Linked DNA regions of Mus musculus: region 1 is linked to region 2. The links are chromatin loops, found by intact Hi-C in ENCODE. Cell type or tissue: heart. All regions are shown on one strand.

Region 1 (8,000 bases), 1.4 Mb before region 2:
TAACTCCTTCCATGGGTGTTTTGTTCCTAATTCTAAGGAGGGGCATAGTGTCCACACTTCAGTCTTCATTCTTCTTGAGTTTCATGTGTTTAGCAAATTGTATCTTATATCTTAGGAATCCTAGGTTTGGGGCTAATATCCACTTATCAGTGAGTACATATTGTGTGAGTTCCTTTGTGAATGTGTTACCTCACTCAGGATGATGCCCTCCAGGTCCATCCATTTGCCTAGGAATTTCATAAATTCATTCTTTTTAATAGCTGAGTAGTACTCCATTGTGTAGATGTACCACATTTTCTATATCCATTCCTCTGTTGAGGGGCATCTGGGTTCTTTCCAGCTTCTGGCTATTATAAATAAGGCTGCTATGAAGATAGTGGAGCATGTGTCCTTCTTACCAGTTGGGGCATCTTCTGGATATGTGCCCAGGAGAGGTATTGCTGGATCCTCCGGCAGTACTATGTCCAATTTTCTGAGGAACCGCCAGACTGATTTCCAGAGTGGTTGTACAAGCCTGCAATCCCATCAACAATGGAGGAGTGGGCACAGGGGGAAAATTCCTGAATAGAACAGCAATGGCTTGTGCTGTAAGATCGAGAATCGACAAATGGGACCTCATAAAATTGCAAAGCTTCTGTAAGGCAAAAGACACTGTCAATAAGACAAAAAGTCCACCAACAGATTGGGAAAGGATCTTTACCTATCCTAAATCAGATAGAGGACTAATATCCAATATATATAAAGAACTCAAGAAGGTGAACTCCAGAAAATCAAATAACCCCATTAAAAAATGGGGCTCAGAGCTAAACAAAGAATTCTCAGCTGAGGAATACCGAATGGCTGCGAAGCACCTGAAAAAATGTTCAGCATCCTTAATCATCAGGGAAATGCAAATCAAAACAACCCTGAGATTCCACCTCACACCAGTCAGAATGGCTAAGATCAAAAATTCAGGTGACAGCAGATGCTGGCGTGGATGTGGAGAAAGAGGAACACTCCTCCATTGTTGGTGGGATTGCAGGCTTGTACAACCATTTCTTTTTTTAAACTTATTTTTATGAGTATATATTAGTTATGTGTAATGATGGGTTTTGGCATGAAACTTTCACACATGGATATATGTTCTGACCATATTCACACACATCTGTTACCATCTCTTATCTCACTCTCATACCCATAATTCTCTTCATAGCATCTGCATGCCAGACATTATCAAATATGGTAAAATACATAAAGCATTTAGTGTTTGGTTCTCAGCAAGTCTTTACTGCTAATTATTAAGTTGTCATTAGCTCCCCCACCCACATTTGTTTTGTTTTCTTTTGTTTTGAGATAAAGTCTTAATATGTTGCCCAGGTTAATCTCAAACTTTTGGGTGCAAGCCATCTCCCACCTCCCCCATCATGCACCACTAAAGATATTCTTTTCCTTGAATAACAAGAGTTATATCTAGACGCCTCTGCTCGTTTTAGTAATAAGGGGAGATGTTTTATTACCTGGCCCGTTAAGGAAGCTGCAAGCTGTTAAACTCCCATGGATCCCCAGCTGCTAGGCTTATTAAGAAAATGTTACAATGGGGGGAAATTGACAACACAGGCAATACAGATATTTTTAGTTTGTGCTGCAAGGGTGTACATCTTGGGTTCTGTTTAGGATTGAGCACAAGGGTATGAATCTGGATTATTTTATAAGATTGTCAATCAGAAATCCATGCTAAGTGCTTACTCTGTTGCCGTCTTATGTAAGGGATAGTATGAGAAAACCAAGGTAGGTGAAATACATTTCCAAACTTTCAAACTTTGTTAGGAGGGAAGTAGTTTGATAATTCTGTAAGAAGCTGTGTCCATTTCTTGCATCAGGAATTCTACAGAAATTATTTCCCATGTCTACATATTAAAATGTAAACCATGTAGCACCAGTGAGGCAAAGCCAAGAATGTGGAGATCTACTCACTAGTAAACATCCATTAAGCCACCATATAGAGAGAGCCTTCCATGCAGCTGTTACAGGGATCCCACTGCTGGGTGCATAAAAGCCTATCACTGAGACACACTCTGGAGAGAAAATTAAGGCCCGAAAAAGTTTTTGTAGCAAGATGCCATATGTGTGTGCTTAGAGCACACAGTCATGTTTACACCCCCACCCTACTTGGGAGGGCATGCTGGCAAACGACAGCGGGATTGTATGTGTTAAGAGATGAATGGAAAAATGGACCATTTACATTTTTATCATTTTATGTAGTTTTTGAATATGGATTGAATAATTTAGCAATATAAACAACTTTGGTATTATTTGTTTAAATATAGGATTCTTTCCAAAGGCCACCCAGCCAGGAAAGGGTGCAGCCAAGGCTGCAGAGCATCTGTCCTCTGGATCCTTGCACACTGCTTCCTGCTAGCACCCCCTTAAGTTCAGGAGGTGTTTCTGTCATTTGCTAGTAAGTTATAGAACTTATTCCATTAAATTATTTCTAGAAAACTAATCAGAAGGTCCAGGGCCCAGCTGCTTCAACAATGTGTTCATCCTCTAGAAGAGGGGTTTGCACCTTGTCTGTTACCATCTTGGCTCTTTTATGATGATAACATTGTAGCTTAGCCAGGAAAAAATCAGTGACCCTGAACTAGGAAACACAAACCGAGATTTCCAACAGCACAAATTACCTTAAGGAAAAGGCATTAGGATAGCTTGCGAGGTTGGGGTGGAGGAAAGGCATGAAAATAGTTCCATTAGCCAACTTGGTCAGTGGGCAGGTGCAGGAAGTGGCAGATAATCCCAGCCAAGATCTATAAATATACCCCAGTATCACTATTCAAAACCCACAAAATAAATGAGCAAGTTAGAAAACTTGGCAGCATGTAGAATCTAGATGCAAACCCTCAGTTCTCAGTTAACTCACGATGTTTTCTGTGAGTCGGCATGCTGTTGAACTGTTTGGGGTTTCTGTTTCCCCAGCAGTCCAGTGGTCAGGAAGCATTCTCTCTTAGCTCCTTCACAGAGTTGTGAGAAACTAGTATGTCAAAGAACAACCTTTGAAAGTGCTAACCTTCACAGGGAATGAAGGTCTCTGACACTAATCTTACAGAAAAGCTATTTGAGACTTGAAGGTAGGAGGAAGCATCAAGAGAGCATTTGTGATAGCAGTGCAGGCATACAACCAAAGAAAAGCCATCTTGTTGGTCATTTATTTTAGTTCGGCTTATGATTATAAGCAAAGACTGACTGAGCCCAGTATCTGCAGAGCAGTGACAGTGCCATGCATAGACAGAACTGTCAAGAGAGTGGCATGTGCTACAGGGGCATGCTGAGCTATGAATGTTGATCAGGGCCCTGGAAGCAAACTGATGTGAAACTTAGGAAGGAATTAGGGCAGAGGTGGGGGTTGGACTTAGTGATCCAACTCCAGGATGGCCCAGTGCCTCAGAGGAGCAATTTCAGGGTGGCCAGGGACTTGGATAGCACAAATGACAACTTCCTAGAACGGTCTGTTCCAGAATCCATAGAGCAAAGGAAATAGCCTGGCCTTATCCTGAGTAAGTTGACAGGAACCAGGAAAGGAAGTATTTGTGGTGGGACAAGTACTTATAGCATCATTAAGTCTCTTCTGAGTAGAAAAAAATGGGAAAAAAAACTTGGTGCAGCACATGTGGTAAGTCAGTTTCCATGGCGTGGGAGAGCGGGAGGAACACAGCAGCAGAGGAAGATGGTGCTGGGTGGCATGGGGCACTGCACTCAGGGTCCTGTGTGGCTGTGCCACTAACATGCTAATGACCTTGGAAATGTCATTTTCTTCCTGAGAATTTTGAATTTTTTTTTTTTTGTTTCAAAGAGTTTTCTTCCTATCTGGTCAGTTATTATGAGGATTAAGTATTCTTTTAAAACAAACAAACAAACAAACAGGCCGGGCAGTGGTGGCACACGCCTTTAATCCCAGCACTTGGGAGGCAGAGGCAAGCAGATTTCTGAGTTTGAGGCCAGCCTGGTCTGCAAAGTGAGTTCCAGGACAGCCAGGGCTATAAGAGAAACCCTGTCTCAAAACAAACAAACAAACAAACATTTTAAAAATTATATAATTTCTTTATTTACATTTCAAATGTTAACCCCTTTCCTGGCTTCCCCTCCAAAAACCCCTATCCCTTCTCCCTCCCCCTGCTCACCAACCCACCCACTCCTGCTTCCTGGCCCTGGCATTCTTCTACACAGGGGCATGGAACCCAAGGACCAAGGGCCTCTCCTCCCATTGATGTCTGACTAGGCCATCCTCTGCTACGTATGCAGCTGGAGCCATGGGTCCCTCCATGTATACTCTTTGGTTGGTGGTTTAGTCCCTGGGAGCTCTGGGGGTACTAGTTGGTTCATATTGTTGTTCCTCCTATGGGGCTGCAAACTCCTTCAGCTCCTTGAGTCCTTTCTCTGGCTCCTTCATTGGGGACCTTGTTTTCAGTCCAATGGATGGCTGTGAGCATCCACCTCTGTATTTGTCAGGCACTGGTAGAGCCTCTCAGGGGACAGCTATGGATTAAATATTCTTATAAGCAACTAGCATACAGCTCCTAGAACACAATGCAAAATAAAATATTGGTGTATTCCTTTATTTTGAGAAGAGGTTCAGAAAACCTCCAATGGAACAAGCCAGTTGGGAATGTAGAGCTCAGGGGAAAAGCAGGCATGATTTAGTCTACTAGGCGCAGGTACCCAGCCCATCTTTACAAACAGAGAACAAAGCCAAAATAGCAGAGAAGAAAAATCTTATAGAGGGAAGGAAGATTAGAGGCAGGAAAGAGAAAATATAACTGTGCAAGAATGTAGTCTCCTCATACAGGCCTGATGCCGTTAATGCATAGGATGAAGTTCCTCTCAACCTGACAGATTGGGAAGACACTGGACTGCATAACTCAGCATCACTTGTTTTCCCTGTGATACAGGCTGAGTTTTATGTTTGGTTGTAGCTGTTTTCCTTGGTTGTCAGCTCTCCTGATATGTATATGAAGAAATCAAGCATTAATAGCAATCTCTCTCTCCTCTCTCCTCTCTCTCTCTGTCTCTCTCTCTCTGTCTGTCTCTCTCTCTCTCTCTCGTTCATTCTGTTCTGATTCCATCTTTAAAAGAAAGAAAGATTCCTCTCTTTATCCCAACCACTGTGTCCCCTCCCCCCTCCACTCCTCCCAGCTCTCAGCTCTCTCACCTCACTTCTTCCCCATATCTGCTTCCCCTCCATCTCCCATCACAAAAGAGCAGGCCTCCAAGAGACAATAACCAAACAGAACAAAACAAAAAGGCAAGGCAAAAGTCCTTACACTGAAGCTGGAGAGGCAACTAAACAGAGGAAAAGACTCTAAAGAGCAGGCAAAAGAGTCAGAGACACACCCGCTCCCACAGTTAGGAGTTCCACACAAACACCAAGCTAATAGCAAAAACATATATACAGAGGACCTGGTACAGACCCATGCAGGCCTGTGCTTGCTACTTCAGTCCCTGTGAGCCCCCATGAACCCTGCTTAGTTGATTCCGTGGTTCCTGGTGTCCTCCATTCCTTCTGACTCCTATAATCTTCCCTCCCCTCTTCAGGGATTCCTCAAGCTCCAAGGGTAGGGACCCAATGGAGATATCTAATTTAGACTTTCTCCTCAAGTTTGGCTGTGGGTCTCTGCATCTACTCCTATCTACTGCTGGAGGAAGCATCTGTGAATATAACAGAATACCATTAGGAATCATTTCATTGATTTTTTTTTTTTAAAGATACATCTTGTTTGGCTCTACCCTAGGTCTCTGGGATATCCAGTCTCTGGTTTTTGGCCATCCAAGCAGTGTTGGACATGTGCTCCCTCTCATGGAGTGGGCCTTAAGTTAAATTAGACATTGGTTGGCCACTTCCACAAGTTCAGTGTCATGATTGCCCCAGAACATCTTGCATGCAGGACAGATTGTAGGTCAAAGGTTTTGTGGTCCAGTTGGCGTTCATGATTCTCTTTCTGTCACCCACAGAGTACCTTCCTGCACCAAAGACACTAAGAACACAGGGGCGAAGGCTCCACGATTAACCTTTCCATGTTCAATGAGCTGTGTGGATGTCCTCTGCAATGGGACCTCACTGTCTGTCTGCGAAGAGTAGCCATCTGTCCTAGCATCAGCCTAGTTGGCTGGGGATCTTCACAGGACCCTCTCAGCCAAAAACTCAACCAAATGCAACCCTGTCCATAGGAACTTCTTTAAATCCTAAAAGTGTACAGGTTGATGACAGTTATAAATAGAGTGAAACACAGGGTTAGAAGACAGGGACACATCAGAGGTGTTTAAGATTGGCCTAGTCTTTACCAAGAACAATATGGAGGATATTCATATTTCTAGACATACACACACACTCTCTCACCCTGTCTCTCTGTCTCTGTCTCTGTCTCTGTCTCTCTCTCTCTGTGTGTGTGTGTGTGTGTGTGTATGTGTGCTGTGTCATACAGGAGATTAGATCATAAAATGACAGGTTGAAAGTGAAAGGGTACTGTGGATTATTTTGCAGGTGGGTAAATTGGTGCTTAAAGGAAGTGGCTTGCTTGGGGCATTATGGCAATCAGTAGCAAACCAAGAGCCTGAACCCAAGTCCCCCCACTCTCAGTCTGGGGTCCATCTGCTGTAGTCCTCTTATTGAGGAGATTGTATGTCTGAGTTCACACACTTGCACAAAACTAATTCATGTGCCCTTCTCCTTTTCTTTAGGGCCAAATGCTTTCGGGGCAAAAAAATCCTTGGAGATTATGACATCAAGGTGGAACAGGTAATCAACATGAAGCCTCACATGATCTCCACCATCCCAGAGTGAGCCATCTCTTACTGTCCAGAGTCCCCCACTGGGTTCTCAAATGTGCATCTCCTGGCATAGGGCTTTTCATTTATTTCCTTGACTTAACAGTTCAGAGGCAAACAGTGTGGTTCTCAATAGTGTCTCTTGCAGTGCAGGGTTCCAAGATGAGGAAGCTAAGGGGAGTGTCTTCCTAGCCTACTGACCTTATCCCCATGCTGTTGGTGACAGTGTGATTCTGAGTGAACACATGTTTTAGGTTCATTGTCTGCCTACTTTGACCCTAGGGGTACACTTCAGAGGGAATCCATTGTTTTTACAGGGAGCTTGAAAGGCTGTTTGTTTGTTTATTTGTTTGTTTGTTTACCTTCCTCTGCCTCTTGCTCCATGTAATAGAAAATTAGGTTCTTTGTGGGGAGGAGATGGCCTGCTTAAATAACATATTTTCTAAGTAATAACAAGTTTTTCCTTCTCTCTGTGTTAGAATTTACAGAATAATAGGATACTATTACTACTGTTATTTGTTTATTTTTGCAACATTATCTCTCTAAGTGGCCCTGGCTGTTTTGGAACTTGATTTAGACTTGCAAAGATCAGCCTACCTTCTGATTCCAGAAAGCAAGGATTAAAGGAGTACACCACCATGCCCAGACTGTATTCCATTCTTAAAACAACTTGTTAGATAGTCTGGATTGATTAAAAAAAACAACAAACAAAAACAAACAAACAAACCTACCCATATGTTGTAGACTGAAGAACCAGAAACCCAGGCAAGGCAATGCTGGGTTTGACATGCTGTCAGGAACAGGGGAGACAGAAACCCAGCAGCCTAACCCAGAACCCAGGACTTCAAGCAGAGACTAAGAAAGAAGATGCTTGTCCTGGTCACATTCTGTCTCTGCAGAGAGGTGCAGGGGATGCTGAGCTGGGAATCAGAAGACACAGTGAGAGGTTCTGTTTGTTCAGAAAAGCCATGTAACGCTGCCATTTTCTCCTTTGATAGATGGGGAGGGTTCTCTCTAGTACCTGACTCAAAGGGTTTCCTTGAGTAGTGGGTGAAATCTAATGGATATGAAAAACAGAGAAACTAAATAGATGCTTGGTCTATGGCTGCTGCTGTGTGCAGGACTGAGACTCACTGTGTACTGTCACTCTCCAGGCAGAATTCTCAGAGCTTAACCTGGTGGCCCATGCAGATGGAACCTACGCC
Region 2 (8,000 bases):
TACCATTCAGTACCATTCACTCTTAGCTGTCTACTCAATATCAGGCGCATAACTGTCTCCAAGTCTGCTCCTCCAGAAGAGGAATTACCAAGGCTCTGTCTTTGTTCCTCCAGGGTCTAGCACAGGCCTGGCATAAAACAGTCAAGTCAGTTAATTACCTCTGAGCACCGGACAGGCAGATGTCTTGAGGCTAAAAATCCAGTTCAGGTTTTCAATTTCAGAGTCTTTGGCTAGAAGATTCCTTTGCACTTCTGATGCTAAAATTCTGCAATTTAGGATGACTTTATTGCTCAGGCCATCCACAGGCCACCACCAGTGAGTCCTTTCTTGTGTTCTAAAGCAGGGCAGCCTTGCCTCAGGCGTCACACCAATTCTCAGACCGTGCACGAGGTGAAGAAGTCCTGTCAATGTGGACAGGTTCCAACAGGTGGGTGGTTCCTCTGTCAGCTGCAGCTCTTAATAGCGTGGTACAACAGCTTCGGGGATTAGAAAAACAGATCAAGGCAATAAGCACAACAAGAAGAAGCACAAGAAAGGTTGGTCCTGCAGTTTCTGCTCAACACAACAGGCGTTTGTTAAGCACCGAAGAAAGTACAGTGCCAAAGAGGGGAGGAGGCAAGAGACCTCTCTTGGCAGCTGAGCATCTCTGTGAAACAGAGCTGGGTCTGGAAAATCTAGAGGCGACATCTACCCTGCCTTGTGGCTTCCCCCTGCACAGCTGTTCTCACACTCTGCTCTTCAGGGCTCCATGAGTGGCTTCTACATGCACTGCCTTGAAGATGGAACTCTGTCTTCGAAGGCCTTCATCATACTTCTCTTTAAATCCACTGTCCACAGACCTCAGGAGAAGAAGCTGGCCTTTAGTTTGCTGTTAGACAATCATTCCCAAAACTGATATAAACCACTGCATAGTTTTCTCATTCATTCCAGAGGTTTCAATCAGCCAGCAAACAAGTGGTTCTGTATCTGTATCTAAGGGATTAGAAGCCTTTTGTCCTCAAATAGACGTTTTTCCATGTTTTGCAGAGCTTTGGTAGGAAGTATTGAGAGCTGTCCCTATCCACTAGAGAGAAACAAGCTCTGTCTCAAGGAAAGCAGGAGACATATATAGACATCCACAAGATGGAGTGAAGGGGACTGACCCTTCTGGATCCACTGTCAGCTACATGAATCAACTTCCGAAACATAATTCAATGGACATATTTCTTGAAGACAACTCCTTTCAAGGATTTCTTTGAATCACACTCACAAGTTAAGGGTGATTTGTGCCAAGAGCTGAGGAGATCTTGGTAGTCCTAGTCCCGATCTAACCTCTAGGCCAGGAATGTTGGCTGGGAAAGGAGGCTCGGAAGCCAGGATATCATGGTGAAGCAATAGTTAGAAGCAGGCCATATCTCACGACTGTTGGCAGCTCCTGCTCCAGAATGGTTCCTGAGAGGCAATGAGAAGCAAGGGAAGACAGAGTTTCTGTTCGCATGGGTGATAAGGGCAGGGACTTGTGGCCATGCAGAGGCTCAGGGACAGGCACTGGGCAAGCAGATGAAACCCATTCTCCAGGGATAGGTGCTATACAGCTCTCTCAAGCTGGAAATACACAGGAACAAGGCTGGCCATACTAATCAACCATACAATGTGGCTGGTACCACAGTTCCAAGGCTCTTTATTACCACGTAGGCCAGCTTTGCGCATAGATCCTAGCCAGCAAGTTCCTGGGTGTGCCTGTGCATGCTCACCGTGGTACCAAGACTAGAGATGCAGGATGCTATGTCGTCCGTGGAGAGGTGGAATGAGCATGGGTACTGGGCAGCAACCATTGGTCAGCGATCAGTTAGAGCTGGGTCCCTGGGACTCCATGCACACTTGCTACTGCAGGCATCACAAAAGGCAAGCTCTGGCTAGTTACTTGGCCTCCACCAGCTGTTCCAGACGCTGCAGCATTGTTAGACGCAAGGCTTGGAACCTGGAGAGAGACAAAGCTAAGGGGTTTTCCTAAGGCTAGAGGGCCAGGGAGGTGAGAGCAGAGAGTGGGGGTGATGGGAGCAGGGAGACCACTGCTCCTAGCTGGTCGACTAGCAGTCACTTCTGTCCTTCAGCAAGGAGGCTCCAGGGCAGCGGACTGTGCAGAACTTCAAAGAAAAGTGCTGGCAATTCTATTCCAGACTCTCTAGTAGGGACAGGGATGTGCTGGGATGCAGCTCAGGGCTATAGATCAGTTTGTAAGAAGACAATGCCTGAGCCAGGGCTGTGCAATTAACCTGAGCTACGTCCTTAGCCTGGGTTTTGAACTGTTCTTCCCAAACTGAATCCACTGGCCAGGTGATTCCCAGGCCTCTACTGTCTTTAAAATCCTATAGTGACATCACTGATGGGTACGATGCTCTAGAGTCCCCACTGCATCTGAGGTCTAGTTGCACAGAAGGAAGCCTGTGGGTGGATATGGCTTTCTAGGGATCATTAGTGTGAAGCCAAAATCCAAACCAGCCCCGGCTCCTGGTCTCTCATATTGGAGAGAGCATCTTGACTTCCCCGCCCAGCCCTCCTAAATGTTCCTCACACATCCTGCCCCATGCCACACATCTCTGAATCACAAACAGATCACTGGGACCCAAAGCATCATTAATGTCACATAGCCTGTCCTGATGCTGGTGACCTTTGCTCCCCCAAACAGCAGCCAGAGCTTGAGTGTTAACAATCACTGCTTCCCACTGGGCTCAAACTTCCTGCCTGTAGGACAGCCTTGGACTAGGCTGAGGTTCTATCCAGCAGACTCTGTGCTTGCTTTATCGGAGCTTGGTCATTAGCAGAACCAGAAAGCCAACCCAGGGCTCACCAGGCTCCTGCCCTTTGTCTTATGCTCCAAATTCCTCAGAGAAGAGGCCCGGCCTGGATAGGTGTATGCTTTAATTCAGGAGGCTAACACCCCAGCTTGCTATCGGTACTAATCAGTGGGGTAGGAGAGTACTACTGGGGACCGAGGTCAGCAGGCCTTCCCACTGTACTTGGTGTCTCCAGAAGGGAGAAGCCTGCCTGCTTGGACAGAGGTACGCCCTGCAGATGTTCTCTAGTGGCCAAAACCGTGTCCGGCCAGCGGGTAATGCTTACTTCATGGTCAGTTTGATTATTTCTCTTTCTTCCTCTTCTTTTAATTTTTCAACAAAACTGTCCAGCACCGGCATTTCGAACTTAATGTACTGGGCAACCTAGAAAATCCAAGACCATTAACATGTGCATTAGATGAGGGCTTGAGATGTGCTTTCCCTAGTGGCCAAAGCCAAAGTCCTGTACCCACAGGACACAGGAGCCGCCTCTCTTCCCAGCCCTACTGCTGCCATTGCTCAGTTCTGTGTGCTGGGAGAGGAGGGACTACTCTTATCTCAAAGGCAACCTTCATCCACTGGAGGAAATGCCACTGAGATAAATATTGGGAAAAGCATTCAAGTCTGTGTCATTGTCACACCCGAGTGCTCTTGGCATGGGTGGGGAGTGGGAATACCATTGTGCTCAACAATGAAAAGAAGCTGACCCAGCCCTGGGAAGCTGAGGGAGTCAGCCACAAGCTTGGAGACCCATATTCCAAGGAGGCCCCTTTGTTTAGGGGCTGCACATCTGTGTATAGTTTTATCATTGAGATTTAATACCTGTTGCCCTTGAGTTGGCCCTAGTTAAGGGCCTCTCTGTGAGTCTTTAGCATGATAACAAAAGCATCAGAAACGGTTTTACTTATGAGGAAACCAGCAGGGCTGAGCTCTCTGAGTACCCCAGTTCTTCTGTCCCCTAAGCTAACAGAACCTAGGATACACTGCCTGGGAAGACTGGGGCCAAGATCCCCTTCCTTCAAGTCTTGCCTCACAGTCCCTCCCTGTGGAGCAGGCTTTCAGCTCCACCCCCACTCACATCATGGGGCACCTCCTCGCTCAAGTCAGCTTCCATCAAGAAGATCTTGACAATTTTCTCACAGGGCCCATGCAGGATTCTGGATATCAGTGGGTACTCGCAATCTTTTAATTTTGTCTGCTCTGAAATAGAATTTTACAAAATTCATGGGGATGTGAGGATTGCCCACCTACCCCTGTATGTACGTATGCATGTATGTATGTATGTATGTATGTATGTATGTATGTAATCAGGACAGGGGCATGATAAAAGGGAGGTAGTCAGAGAATCTTTCTCAGACTTCTGTGGGTCTGCATCTTGCAAGATACATGATTCCATGGAAGGGCAGCAGAACTGGCCAACCTAGGTCAGCACTCTGGACTCAGGATTGAGGCTAGAAACAGCTGCTTTTCTCACTTTCCCAGCAGCAAGACATCAATCTGTTGAGACCTCTCATTTACTGTCAGAAGTCAGATACTGTCAGGACAGAAGCTAATCACCAGCCCCAACTCTAGACCCTTGTTAGCCCAGGGGCAGCAACAGAGGAATCCACACAATGAATGCCACTAAAAACCATCCTCACCTTCCATTAGCTACTGATACTTGGTCACCATCTTGCCTCAAAGTCCCCTCCACCCTCCATTCACCTCCATCTTCTCACCTCTCTAAAAGTTGACTTCCTTGCTATGACAAAAGGAGTCTGGGCATTCCTTTGGGTGATTCATCTCTGGGACCTTCCATGGTTATCTGGGATGACCCATTAGCAAGCCAGCTTGTTTTCCTCTTGTAGACCTGCATTTGGTTCATGTACTTTGTAGGCCCATCCAGTGAGTGGGAGTAGAGGGAAAATAATTGTCCTTCCTATATATCATTTAATAAAGGCTCGGCACAGAGAAAATCGGGACAGAGCAGACAGAGGGGGACCACAGACTTGGGGACACAGGAAATGCTTAGCAACAAGAAGCTGCCCATGGGCTGCAGAGGGACCCAGAGGGTTTACAAGAGCAGATCAGGTCGCAGCCCTGGCATACAAGTCCTACTCTCTTAACTGAGCTACGTAATGGTTCACTAATGAGAAGGGCCTGGAGAGGGTTCTTCCTAACACTGCTTTAGAGGGGTTCTCAGAACGGAACCAAGTTTGACGGTGGAGGGGAAGGTGTGGGGAAGAAGAACAGGTAGCACACTTGCTGTGTGAACACCGGAAGCTAGCACTTACCCCCAGACTCATGGACGGTGTAGAGTGCAAACTCACTGGGACCATCTTCTACCTGCACAGGCAGCCACAAGAAATCCAACCACAGCATTTTTTAGCAAAAGGGTACAGACCAACCCCACACCCTTCCTTGCCTAGAATCCCAGGGACACCGGCACATCGGCTTTCCCCCAAAAGCCAATCCCAGCAACCCCCAGTCCTTCCACCACTCAGCAAAGCAGCCTCTTGGCAAAGCTGTTGTTCCCTGGGGTCACACTTACCCGGAACTTGTTTAGTAGCAGGGTGAGCACCTGCTGGGTGGTCATAGTGCTGTTAACCCGGACGTTGGTCACAGACCCATAGGCAGGAGTGAACACTGAGGTCTGTGTAGAGCAGATAGATAGCTTAGGGCAGGTCCAGAGGAAACATAGCTAAAGTTCTGAGCAGACCAAAACAGCGGGAGACTACTTCTTAGAGCACCTGTCCCATGACCATGATGTTTGTTCCTAGACCTGGGGACACTCAAGGAGCTATGTGTCCTCAGAGCACTCTGAAGAAGGTGCTTAACACTGTACATACCCATCAACAGCAGCTCTCTGGATCTTGGAAACCAGGACCCTGGAAGGAATTCACTGGGGTAGGACACAGGGCTCTCCATCACTCTACCTACCGACAGCATCAGCATCAACAAACATCTGTGGACTTAGGCTCAAAGCTTCCAGATCTACTCTCTTCCCCAAGTGCTGTCCAAGCAGAGGCCTCCAGTCTCACTGTGGCATTTGCCAACAAGCCCCTTCCTCTCACCTTCTAGCATATCCTTCATACCACTCCCCTTGGTGCTACCTTTTAAAATACTCCAGATAACAAAATGTGATCTAGCCCAGGTTCATATAGTCGTACCTGGGTCTTCCTACATCTCTCACTCCCAAAGAGACCTGATGGCTCAGAAACAACCCTTGGAGAAGACTGCCAGGCATGTCTGCTTATGTCAGAACCCCCTTTTAGAAAATATGTAAGGCTTCCTGTGGCCTGTATGAGGCCATGGGCATCTCCTCTCACTCTTCAGCACACAGGATGCCAAGTCCTCCAACAAACATCTGGTGCTCCAGCTAATTTTAAAAATTGCTTATTTAAACATTCCTGTATACTTTTTTGAGTCAAATTCTAACCACACAGACCAGGATGGTTTGAAACTCAAGACCTTCTTGCCTGGCCTCCCAAAAGCCAGGATTGCAGTTTAGTATCACCATGCCAAGCAGATAATGTTTACTCTTTTGTGGTCCTGGAAATTGAACCCTGGGTCTTGTACATACTAAGTACCTACAAGTACTCCACCACCATGAAGAACACCCCCAGCTCTCTTCTTTGATTTTTAGATAAGGTCTCACTACGTGGCCTTGAACCACTTGCACAGCTTAAGCTGTCTCAAAACAGGATCGCCATACTTTGTCACCATGCCTGGTTTATTTATAATTCACCATGCCTGGTTTATTTATAATTTTTTTTTACATGAGAGGCATGTTATTTTTTTTTGTAATTATCTTGATTTTTCTTCTAACACAGCACAGATAGCTCCTAACTTATGATGGTGTGACTCATCATTTTTTACTTTACGACAGTGCAAAAAATATACACATTCATCAAACCATCTCTTAAACTTTAAATCTGGATCCTCCCACCCGCCACCATCGTATGGAATCCAATGCTACTCTCCGTGCCGGGCAGCAATGGTGTGAACAGCTCCCGGTTAGCCACATAATCCTCTGGAGAAGCAACCGGAACTCTCCAGGGGGCTGTGTCGCTGAGCCGCGGAGCACTGTGACTTGGGTGCTGCATGTATTTCCACCTTATGTTTTCAATTAGGATGAGCTCATCGGGACACAGCTAGGCTGTCAGAGAGCTTTCTTGTAGGAAAATTAACCAGGACACTGTCTGAGGCTTGGGAAGCCTGCTACAAGCACTATAACCAGGCACGGAATGTGTGAAGCGTCTTACAAGTCCTCTTGATCCTTACAGTGGCCCTCTGGGTTACCTACAGCTGTTCCTATTTTCTGAGAAAGGAAACCTCGGTTGGGATGTTAAATACCTGGTTAGGGTTAGCCATTTGGAAAGGACTGTGCTGTAGCGGAGGAGTCTGCGGTGTTTAGAACTTCATGTGCTTCCTATCTGCTTAAAGCTGGTGCATCCCATCAAACCTGACTGTGCTGCAGTGAGCCTACCAACCCTAGCTGACACCCACAAGCACAACAGGCTACAGGCTGTACAGGAAATGAGCCTTTGGAACAGAGGTCCTCAACCTTCCTAACGCTGAGACCCTTTAATACAGTTCCTCATGTTGTTATGACCCCCAACCATAAGATCATTTCGTTGCTACTTCATAGCACAAATTTTGCTACTGTTATGAATTGTAATGTAAATATATGTGCTTTCTCATGGTCTCAGAACCATCCTATGGTGACCTCCTATGAAAGGGCCATGTGACCTCCCCCCAAGGGGTTGTGACCCATAGGTTGAGAACCACTATTGTTGTGCCAAAGATGCATGGAAGGTCATTCAACTACTTCAAGGAGAGGAACATTCTTGTCAACAAGGCTGTGTTTGTTCTGCACAAAGCCTGCCTTGGACATATACCAGCCAAGTAGAGAGAAGGTCGTTGGATTGCTTTCTTATCACAGTGGATCACATCTGGATCCGAGTAGCCAGGACAAAGCAGTGGGGATACCTACAATTGGATGGGTCTGGGGATAAAACCCATGCTGTTAGTCATAACAGTTTAGGGAAATGAACGTGAAGCACAGTTGTCAGGAATAAAATCTAGGACAAGTACTCCCACCAAAAAACGTCAGTGCTGTCAATTAGTAATTTTCATTGTTGTTTGTGTCTTAAGGAATCTGTACCCCAACTTCTAAGAACATTGTGTATAGAGGAGGTGAAA

The links. Peaks named below come from ENCODE experiments on the same cell type or tissue, not always from the same donor. Only the 100,000 strongest peaks of a DNase experiment are listed, where the experiment ranks them.
Region 1: a loop joins it to region 2, with 16 times the contacts of the local background. A loop is called at or near these places in 3 of 42 quality-filtered maps.

Annotation. Positions count from the first base shown.
Region 1 is chr6:115,229,306-115,237,305 of GRCm38, forward strand. Syn2 (synapsin II) reads left to right here. Exons shown (of 13, transcript NM_001111015.1): 2 at 6,709-6,766; 3 at 7,950-8,000. Among named protein-coding and RNA genes, the nearest start is that of Timp4, 19 kb to the right of the region's middle. In heart, no CTCF peak of the experiment used is centred here; DNase peaks (open chromatin) are centred at 1,496, 2,756 and 3,456; H3K27me3 peaks cover 6,152 bases.
Region 2 is chr6:116,636,339-116,644,338 of GRCm38, forward strand. Rassf4 (Ras association (RalGDS/AF-6) domain family member 4) reads right to left here. Exons shown (of 11, transcript NM_178045.4): 7 at 5,347-5,448; 8 at 5,090-5,141; 9 at 3,895-4,016; 10 at 3,103-3,200; 11 at 1-1,960. The coding sequence ends at 1,900. Among named protein-coding and RNA genes, the nearest start is that of Mir7043, 5.7 kb to the right of the region's middle. In heart, a CTCF peak has its summit at 3,313; DNase peaks (open chromatin) are centred at 1,403, 2,763, 3,443 and 7,743; H3K27ac peaks cover 4,800 bases.